Regions from separate parts of the Mus musculus genome. Here region 1 is linked to region 2. Evidence: chromatin loops called from intact Hi-C (ENCODE). Cell type or tissue: gastrocnemius. All regions are shown on one strand. Links, peaks and the distances in the headings refer to the core of each region. The heading gives the core; the rest is flanking DNA.

Region 1 (5,380 bases), core at 84-5,083, 280 kb before region 2:
TCCTGTGCTATGGTAGTTCCTGAGACGAGGCTAGAGTGGCATTTACTGGTGAACTAAAATAAGTCTGTGTAAAAAGGTGACTGACGCTTAGTCAACACATTCGGTATCAGGAATGGTTTTCAGAAGAAAAACCAATTAAGACTTTTGATTAAACATGAAATTTTGAATATTTGTGTTCATTTCTTCTTCCTACCTAAATTCACAGAAATGATAGTAAAGTAACATAGACCTAAACAATGGAAATAAGGGACAGCAGATCCTAAGACTAGAGCAGTGAGATAGAAATGTAGGAGAAAGGAGAACTTAAAGGCAATTAGCAAGGCTGCCTCGATGGATACCGAAGAAACTGTAGCTTATCATTCTCAAATACCAGACATTGTACAATGGACTGTCTGTAGACCGCTTTATCACAGTTTGCTTAACTCCACGAATGACCGCTTGGGTTCCTTGGCACTTTGGCTATTGTAAACCACATTTTTATATCAGTCTTACAGAAATATTTTTGTAATTTTTGTTTGTTTTAGGATCAATTCTTCAAGCTGAGGCAAAGTGATTGTTTTTTATAGATATTGGCCCAAGCTGTCAGATGGCTTTCAGATGTGTGGAATTTTCCATTACACTGCATCCTAACTGGCATTGCATTTGCCTTGATTTAATTAAGATGGTTGGTCTGGGGAAAGACATTGAGTGTGTTTACACTAAGTTTTAAGCTTAGCTGACTACCTAACCAGTGTCCACTTGAGAAAATGACTGTTCACTGGGAAATGAGAATGCCTACTATACAAGGATGAAGGTCTGGGTTCAAATCCCCAGCACCCACATAAAAGTCAGGTGTGACCAGAGTGCCTGTGCTCTGAGCACAGAGTACATAAGGGGATAGAGACAGGAGGCTCTCTGGAGCTTCTTGACTGGCGAGCCTAGCCAAAGAAAGAGCTTCATGCTCCTTGACAGACTTTCTCAAGGAAATAAGGCAAAAAGGCTATACGGGCAAGCATTAGGTGTCCCCTTCTGACTTCTTCATGCAAGTATATATACACCAAACACATACCACCAAACACTTTTTTTAAAAGATGACAACAGGTAATATGAAGCAAGATACTGACAGGCTTCATGTGGGAAGCACAATTGAGCTGAGTCTAAGGTAGGAAAGATTGACAGAGGACACTACGGCATCTCGGGAGGGATATGTGAGTCCTAATTCAATCAGGAGACAGAAGCCACACGTTGTGTTATTCACAAATGGTGAGTGTAACACAAAGATCCATTAAGCTCCGGTAGGAGAAAAGCCACAACATTACTATGTAAAAGGGACTCTAAAGCGATTACCCTAGACCTGGAGAAAACTATGTAAAGAAGGATAGACTTGAAGTTCAGAGCTCATTGGTGGTATGCTTGCAGCCCTAGTACGTGACAGAGAGGTGTGCTGGTTTGCACAGGCCAAAGCTAGTGTCCAGTCACTGTGAACCAAGACTGGGAGGAGGGTGCACAGAGGGAGGCGGGACACTGCTGCAGGTCTGAGGCCCAGAGATGTGGTATGTGTAGGGGTCTCCTCATACAGGTGAATTGAGTCCCATAGGTAAGTTCAGAGGAAATTAGAGCACACATTAAGTGTCAGTGGAATTGGAAATTGAAGAGATCTCCCTCTGCAGCAACCTGGAGCAGTGTTTTCCACTCTGGGCATCCTTTACCTTTTGAAACTTTATTGTGGGGCCTCGATGCTTAGCAGCATCCTTGCCCTCCAGTCACTCCATTCCAGGAGTTCTTCTTAGTTCCACCAGTGGAAAAGCTCCAGAGATTGCTATGGATCTTTTGCTGACAAAGTTTCCTCCAGTTGGAAAGCAGCCGCAGTTGGGGGATTTCACAGCTAACAGCACAGGGGGAGAAGCACACGCTGGCAGAGCCTGCAAGGAAGCCACCATTGAAACTCTCCAATCTGCTCCTCCAAGAGCTCACCTTGGCCTCCCCTCACAAAAGAAAAGCATTTTAGAAGCCTGGGTCGGAGCTGTGAATGCCAGGATGAGAGTGGGGCTAGACCTGGGGGGTGGGAGGCAGTCAGTTGGTCATTGACAGCGGAAGGGAAAGCATTCCCGAAGTAACTGAGGGACAGAATTGTGAGCAGAGTGAAGGGACAGAAGAGCTGTGGCACTATGGGAAGGACAGGTTAGATTGAGGGGCAGGTTGGTGTGGAGGGCCTAGAACAGTGATTCCCAGTCTTCCACAGGGGCAGCATATCAGATATTTACATTACGATTCACAACAGGAGCAAAATGACAGTTATGAAGTAGCATCGAGATAATGTTATGGTTGGGGTCCCCACAGCGTGAGGTCGCAGCATTAGGAAGGTTGAGAGCCACTAGGTTAGAAGATAGAGTTTTGAAATGTTAAGACAGTGCCCTGCTGTCTGCAAGCGAGACAGAGATGGCCTCAGGGATAGCCTTGTCTGGCCTCAGTGGGAGAGGATGCACCTAGCCTCGTGGAAACTTGATGGGCCAGGGGTGGGGGTGGGGGGATGACCAGCTCAGAGAAGAGGGAGAGGGAGGGAGTGGGAGGGGTGACCAGGAGGGGGGCAGTGCCCAGGATGTAAAGTGAATAAGTAAAAATAATAATTTTTAAAAAGACTCAGTGCCCGCAGATGGAACAAAGAAGGCACTGGAGGGATTACATAGAGTTCAGGATCACCAGTTTGTCTGTATGAAGTTATCTAGAGAATTATTTATGCCTGCTGCCTCATGTCCTAGGCATTGTCTGCCTACCTCTTTCATAATTCAGTGACGTAGTGTTTCCGTGACACAAAACAGTGTGCTTACAGAAGTTTTAAAGAAGAAGATGACTAGACTGAGCTCAGTGGCCTTCCATCCTGGGAGAGCTGAGCCTTTCACCAACCTTGGCCAGGTGGAGGTAAAGGGCCTGTGTCAGGTGAGGCACCGGGCCATCAGAGACCTGCAGACTAGGGAGGTGGATGTCATCCAAGGGAACTGTCACTCCCAACTGGAGACAGAGAGGGGAGCATGCTGATCTGGCTCTGATTTCTGCTCCTTTCTGACCATGTGACTGCCTGTTTTGTGGGAATCCCCTTATTTGTCTTTCAGTCCTTTAATGTAGATAGCCGAATAGTCCTGTATCTTTGACACATGCCCTGTGGCATTTTCTTCTACGTGGTTTTTTAAGCTTCCCCCCTTTTTATTCTCCAATACTGTCTTTGGCTCATGGTTTTCTGTTTTACTGCCTTTTGTGGGGATGGGAGGTTTGAGAAAGGGTCTCCTGTAATCCACACTAGCCTCAAACCGTATGTAGCTGAGGAAGCTAACCTTGAACTCATGTCTTCGAGTGCTGAGACTGCAGCTGTGCAGCACCACACCTGCCAGCTGCTGGCTCTGTACTTTGTTTCTCACCCTTTCCACCTTTTATTTAGAGATGGCCTCAGAAGTCGAGGAACAAATCCCTGTGCGTGAGGAGTTCTTTCTCTGTGGTGGAGTTGAAACCAAGATCATAAAATGTGGGCCCTGGACTAACCTCTTTGAGAAACAAGACGTCAGCAAGCCAAAACAGCTTATCTTCATCATTCCCGGTAAGTCGAAAAGTCACAGGTTCTCAAAACCTCTGGTTCCAGAGTGACTGCCGGTAAACTGGAGAATCACAAATAAAATTACCACTACGAATGATGGTCACGGTTACTACTCTGGGTGTGTGTTTTTAGTTTTCTTTACATTTGTATCTTCTATATTAGTTATTGTATAGAGAAACCTTGTCTTATGGTTGGTACCACATACATAGTTTTGTAATTTGCCTTGTAAATGTTTTTTTTTTTTTAATATTTACAGCTTTATAGAAGCTAAAGCTTTAAATAACTTCTTTCCACCTTTTTAAAGATGCTTATGCCCTTAGGTGGAGTTGTTGTTCTCGGATTTTCATCTGGGTTGTCTATGACTTTGCTCTGTCACGGTCAGAGATGTCTGGTTGGTTGCAAGCATGAAGCTTTGGCCTTGTGTTCTTCCTGTCACCGTGGCAAGACCCCTTTGAGCTGTATTTTACCTTATTTTCCATATTTATGTGGCTGTACAGCTATTTTCATCATCATGAAACTGATCAAATTGTCTTTTCCTCTAAGATTATACAGACAGCCCTGCCCTTTTGCATGCTTTTTTTTGCTGATAATCTTTTGAGCTGGAAGCCCTGTGTTCTCTTTGCTTTCGAGTTGGGTGGTTCCTTAAGTTCCATTCATGGGATCAGTAAGGCTGTTGTTGCCCTCCTGGTCTTCAGGGATGTTTCTACATAAAACAGATTGTTCTGCAGCTGAGTCTGTCTGTGTCCTCTGCCTCCTTGCAGTTAGCTCAGTGTATTTCCCTGTTCATAGAATGCCTTCACATCTAGGCCTCGTCCTTGCTCGCTATTTTCTTATCCAAGGTACTTTTTTCAGTTTCTTCGTTTGCCTTCATAGTGTTATCTTATTGAGAGAAGAAAGAAACCTCATTAAACTGATCTTTAAAATTAGCTTTGTTCTGACAGATCCTCAGAAACACTTATGCTATATGCTCCTGGCATTAGTTCACACGTCCTTTTATTCTTGTGGTATATTGGGGTGGGCGGGGTCAGTACATGCTGCTAACGTGGAGGTTGGAAGACAACATGGAAGAATCAGTTCTTTCCTTTCACCACATGGGTCCCAGGACTCAAACGCAAGGTTTAAGTCAAACACTATCTTTTAAAACATGATAGTTTTATTAGTTCTTTGAGAATTTTATATAATGTGTTTTGATCATATTCTCCTCCCAGATCTCTCTCACCTCCCCATCCACTCCTAACTTCTTTCCCTCCCTTAATATCTAAGTCCAGTTTGTGCTGACCAGCGTGTGCTAGGTATTGGTCAACATTTCTCATTACTCTGTGTCAGGTTAGATCCCTTTCCTAGAGCTCACACTGCACTCTTGATATTCTCTCACTGTTGGTGAAGTGCTTCGGTTATTTCCTGAGACGTGCAGAGGAGCAATCTTGCAAATAGTGCAGCCTATCCAAGAGTTGTGTAAGGTTGGGGGTGTGGCATGGTGGTCTGAGTGTGTGTAACGTATGGAAGGAGAAAAAGACACTGTCTTGGACTCAGCATCTCTCTTTTTTTAAGATTTATTTATTATTATATGTAAGTTCACTATAGCTGTCTTCAGACACACCAGAAGAGGGCATCAGATTTCAAATTATGGATGGTTGTGAGCCACCATTCGGTTGCTGAGATTTGAACTCGGGACCTTTGGAAGAGCAGTCAGTGATCATAACTGCTGAGCCATCTCTCCAGCCCAAGATTCTTTTTGAAACTCGGTCTCATAGCATGTGATAAAATAAAAAATAGATGTACTCTACCAGCAGGGAGAGCTTGAAGTTATCAGCA
Region 2 (5,380 bases), core at 80-5,079:
AGAAGATAAGGGGAGGAATCTAGGAGACACACAGCTGTAGGACAAAGGAAAGCGAGGTGCAGGGCACTCCGCTGAAAAAGAAAGCACCCAGCTTGGGCAGGCAACCTTCACCCAGTCCTACCACATTACATCTGATTCTCGCCCTAAAGCCAGAGAACTGCTTGAAGTACACTGTGCAAGGAAACCCATCTATCCCAACAACTCTCATGGAGCAGATGAAAAGCTTCAAGCTGGGAAAGCAGGCATGCGGCCTCGCAGGGAACTTGCCGGTGGGCACACGGTTTCTGTACAGAGGATGGAGTTTCTTCATACACACCAGGTCTTAACTCGTGAATTACCACTTCCTGCAGGAGATGACACCTCTTCCTATCTTAAAGGATTTAAGCCAGTCCACTGTAAGAAATAGGAAAGACAGAAAGCTGCAAAGGGCGTCAAAGAGGGCCTTACCCCGCCCCCAAGAGAAACTGAACAAAGAAAAAGGAGGAAAGAAAGTGGGGAAATGGCTTAACATTGCTGCGTGGGGTCCTCATGGAGGGCTAGGCTAGGGGTACCAGCTAAGAGAAAGCTTTCTCAGTGACCATGTCATGATGACCTTATGACCCATTTCTTTGTCTCTCTCTCTGGACTGTGAGTTGTCCGAGGGCCAGGATTTCCTCCCACCTGAGCATCATGAAGACCTAGCACTATGCTGGGCCCTAAAGAAGCAGTAAAAATGGTCCGTGCAGTGGTAGGCCTGCCCACCTGTAGACCCAGCCACACAGGACGCACAGGGGTTGGCCTTCCAAGTCTAGGCAGTCTGGGCAACCAAATGAGACAGAGAGAGAAAACAACGGGGAGGGGTAAATGACTTTGGGAGCTAACCCAGTTTTTCAAAAGTGGAACTTTTTAGTTCTTAACATCAGATCCTGCTATAATCAGACCAAACACAAGCAGCCAATGTTTTCACATATAATCCCCATGTTACAGTTTCTGTGTATCTGGACAGATATGATCAAGCCATAGTGTTCCATCAGTGGGGGAGAGCTGTGTTCCCTGCATTCTGGATTATCCCCACTGCAGGGCCCAGTCTCTGTTTTTCTCTGCTTTAGTTTTTCAGACCTAAGGAACTGTCACATGGTTTGGTTTGTCATTGGTTGAGGAAGTCACTTTGCACACACACACACACACACACACACACACGCACACACACACCCCACACATGCCTTTTAGGGGAAAAATCTTATCTACACATATTTTTCTCCTCGTAGTTAAACCTTTTGATTGCTGTGTTATTAGCTCTGCTCTCCGTGGTCTTAATATAGCTTGGGAATCTTGGCTATGTCCTTCAGCTTTAAATATTAAGAAAATATAAACCAGAGCTTTGTCCCGTGTGCTTCTTTCAAAGACTTAAATACAAAGAACCAGGAAGCAGGATTACGGCCACCGGCTTCCTGATTTCCAGACGTATCATACGGGGTGTTCCAAGCTCAAATCTCTATATCGAAGTAATTGCTAAAAATACAAAGTGGGCAAGTTATGCCGAAGTAAAGAAGGAGAAGAATCGAAACGGCGTTCTCTCAAAACAGGACTGGCGGCCTCAAAGACCTAGCTCACTGCTTATAGCATTAACTTTTCCAAACTTGCTGATGAGTTTTATAGTATCCCCTTGTCAGGCCCCACACCCTTCAAAGTGCACTGTCACTGCAAGGCAATGACTAGATTTAATTCTCCAAGAGTTATTAACATTCAGTGCATGAAGCCGGGCGGTGGTGGCGCACGCCTTTAATCCCAGCACTTGGGAGGCAGAGACAGGTGGATTTCTGAGTTCAAAGCCAGCCTGGTCTACAGAGTGAGTTCCAGGACAGCCAAGACTATACAGAGAAACCCTGTCTCGAAAAACCAAAAAAAAAAAAAAAAAAATTCAGTGTATGAAGGAGAACAAAGTCATACTTACCTTTCAAACCGATCTATTTCTAGTCTGCAACCTAATTTATCTGCCCTTTGTTTGTTTTGTGGGTTTTGTTGTTGTTACTGCACCTCCCTCCCCCAGGGGCGGCTGTAAATCACACCCTACTAGATCAGACCAGACACTGGAATTTTTCACTAGATTTTAGCGCCACCTTGTGGCAGTATTCATAACTTTTTTCTTTTAAAAAATATGAAAAAAGCACTTGAAATTGGCATTTGTGAATATTTTTATTTTACAATCGGTTACAGCAATACCTCTCCTGGGCATATATCCAGAAGATGTTTCAACCAACCGGTAAGAAGGACACATGCTCCACTATGTTCATAGCAGCCTTATTTATAATAGCCAGAAGCTGGAAAGAACCCAGATGCCCCTCAACAGAGGAATGGATACAGAAAATGTGGTACATTTACACAATGGAGTACTACTCAGCTATTAAAAAGAATGAATTTGGGGCTGGTGAGATGGCTCAGTGGGTAAGAGCACCCGACTGCTCTTCCAAAGGTCCGGAGTTCAAATCCCAGCAACCACATGGTGGCTCACAACCATCCGTAACGAGATCTGACTCCCTCTTCTGGAGTGTCTGAAGACAGCTACAATGTACTTACATATAATCAATAAATAAACCTTTAAAAAAAAAAGAATGAATTTATGAAATTCCTAGCCAAATGGATGGACCTGGAGGGCATCATCCTGAGTGAGGTAACCCAATCACAAAAGAACTCACACAATATGTACTCACTGATAAGTGGATATTAGCCCAGAAACTTAGAATACCCAAGATATAAGATACAATTTGCTATACGCATGAAACTCAAGAAGAACGAAGACCAAAGTGTGGACACTTTGCCCCTTCTTAGAATTGGGAACAAAACACCCATGGAAGGAGTTACAGAGACAAAGTTTGGAGCTGAGACAAAAGGATGGACCATCTAGAGACTACCATATCCGGGGATCCATCCCATAATCAGCTTCCAAACACTAACACCATTGCAGACACTATCAAGATTTTGCTGAAAGAACCCAGATATAGCTGTCTTTTGTGAGACTATGCCGGGCCTAGCAAACACAGAAGTGGATGCTCACAGTCAGCTATTGAATGGACCACAGGGCCCCCAATGGAGGAGCTAGAGAAAGTATCCAAGGAGCTAAAGGGAACTGCAACCCTATAGGTGGAACAACAATATGAACTAACCAGTACCCCCCTGGAGCTCGTGTGTCTAGCTGAATATGAATCAGAAGATGGCCTAGTCGGCCATCAGTGGAAAGAGAGGTCCATTGCAAACTTTATATGACTCAGTACAGGGGAATGCCAGGGCCAAGGAGTGGGTGGGTGGGGGAGTGGGGGGGGTGCCTGTGGGGACTTTTGGGATAGCATTGGAAATGTAAATGAAATAAATACAAATAAATAAATAAATAAGAAAGGAAGGAAGAAAGAAAGAAAGATAGAAAGAAAATTGGTTACAAGATATAAAACTCTAAAAAACACTTCACAAGAAGATTCTTTGTGATTTTTTTTTTACATTTAGTGTGCGTGCGCGCGCACGTGTGTGTGTGTGTGTGTGTGTGTGTGTGTGTGTGTGTGTGTGTGTGTGTGTGTTGCCCTCCAGCTTCTCTGTCTCTTTACTTGAGACCTAGTTTGACTTGGGGGTTTCAAAAGAGATTAGTGAACTCCTCAGAGAATCAACACAGTTAGACTATTAAACCTGGGAACTTGGACAATGGCCTTTTGGTCTGACCTCTCTCCCTGCCTAACCCAGAATCTGAGGAAAGAGCTAAAGGGCTGTGGGCTGCTCCAAAGCTGTGCTGCAGCCTCCAACCACGGGTGGCTATAGGTACTTGGAGTGTCTGTTCCTCATACCATGAAGGAATTAAATTTCTGGTGTTTAATTTTAACTAAAATATTTAAGACAGGTGTTAGAAGGTCAGAGGTATATACACAGTTGGTAGAGTGCTTGCCTAGCTCGCCAGAAGCCCTGAGTTTGAGCCCCAGAACCAAGTAAACTGGACATGGTGGTGCACATGTGTAATTCTAGGACTGGGGAGGGCAGTGAGAGCAGAGAGCAGAGAGCAGACCGGTCGCCATTGTTGAGGTCATTCTTGGCCACAGAGCAACTTCATGGCCTGGGACACGGAACTCTTTCTGTAAAGGCTTAGCAGGTGGCCATGGGATGGCTCAGTGGCCAAAAGTACGAACCATGTTTAATTCCTGGGATCCACATGATGAAAGGGGAGAGATAGCTCCCTAAAGTGGTCTTATGACAGCCAGTGGTGCACACACGCACACGCACGCACGCACGCACACACACACATACACACAAGAGTAGATAAGTAATGCCTTTTTATTTAAGGGCAGGAGAGATGGCTCTGTGGTTAAGAAAACTGGCTGCTCATCCAAAAGACCAGGGTCCAACCCCCAGCACCCACGTAACACCTCACAACTGTCAGCAATACCAGTCTCAGGGGATCCAATATTTTCACACAGACACACATGCAGGCAAAAAACCTAAAAAATTAAGTGAACCAAAAAAAAAGTTTTAAAACTTTTTTGTGTTTTGTTTTTTCAGTTTGCTATTTGTTCTTTAAAGAAAGTCAAAGTTAGTTGAAAAGAGAACGTGAACAGGAAAGCGGTCCTGCCACGTGGACTGTTTGTAAAACACTGGGAGGTGAGTCTATTTTTCTACTGGAAATTTTGTGAAATCTAAAAAACAGATTTTATTTTCAACAAAAACTTAGTAATCAAATGGAGATGTGCCATGACTATGCAGTGCACAGTGGTATCAGAGCTCGTTAACCACTGTTGCATAAGTCACATATCAAAGGGGCAACTACCCAGGACAGAGTGGAGCTACTCTTAAATAATTCAAATTTAATGTTAAATATATTTGGACACAGTATATAAATTACTTTTACTTTTTTACATTAAAAAAAAGATTTTCAGATACATCAGAAGAGAGCATTGATTTTCATTACAGATAGCTGTGAGCAACCTTGTGGTTGCTGGGAATTGAACTCAGGACCTCTGGCAGAGCAGTCAGTGCTCTTAACCACTGAGCCATCTCTCCAGCCTCCCCCACCCAACTTTTACATTTTTAATATGATAGTTTGATTCAGTGGTGTCCTGGTTTCTAAAGACACCAACTCAGGCAGTCACAGCATGTCTGGAATCCTCCTGTTTTTACCTGTAGAGTTTGCTTTAATTTGGCCCAAACTCATTGTCAGGTTCAGATACTCTTAGGGACTCTGCAGTCTAGGAGACAGGAGCTTCCTTCCCACACTCTCTTACTGCTTACCTGGTGGTGGGTGTGGTGGTGGTGGGTGTGTATGTAAATATTCATATTATGATTTAGATTTAATTTTATGTATATGAGTATTTTGCCTACAGGTATGTCTATGCATCACACACCCGTGAAGGTCAGAAGAGGACGTTAA

The links. A loop is a pair of places that touch in the nucleus more often than their neighbours do. Peaks named below come from ENCODE experiments on the same cell type or tissue, not always from the same donor. Only the 100,000 strongest peaks of a DNase experiment are listed, where the experiment ranks them.
Region 1: it touches region 2 in a loop (2.6-fold over the local background); 1 of 42 quality-filtered maps calls a loop at or near these places.

What each region holds. Positions count from the first base shown.
Region 1 is chr12:8,217,188-8,222,567 of GRCm38, forward strand. It overlaps Ldah (lipid droplet associated hydrolase), which reads left to right. Exons shown (of 7, transcript NM_001364261.1): 2 at 3,413-3,568. The coding sequence starts at 3,415. Among named protein-coding and RNA genes, the nearest start is that of Gm33037, 12 kb to the left of the region's middle. In gastrocnemius, for the core only: no CTCF peak of the experiment used is centred there; a DNase peak (open chromatin) is centred at 2,945.
Region 2 is chr12:8,500,679-8,506,058 of GRCm38, forward strand. No RefSeq gene overlaps it. Among named protein-coding and RNA genes, the nearest start is that of Rhob, 3.4 kb to the left of the region's middle. In gastrocnemius, for the core only: a CTCF peak has its summit at 2,116 (motif pointing left); DNase peaks (open chromatin) are centred at 703 and 2,047; H3K4me3 peaks cover 1,366 bases; H3K27ac peaks cover 1,986 bases.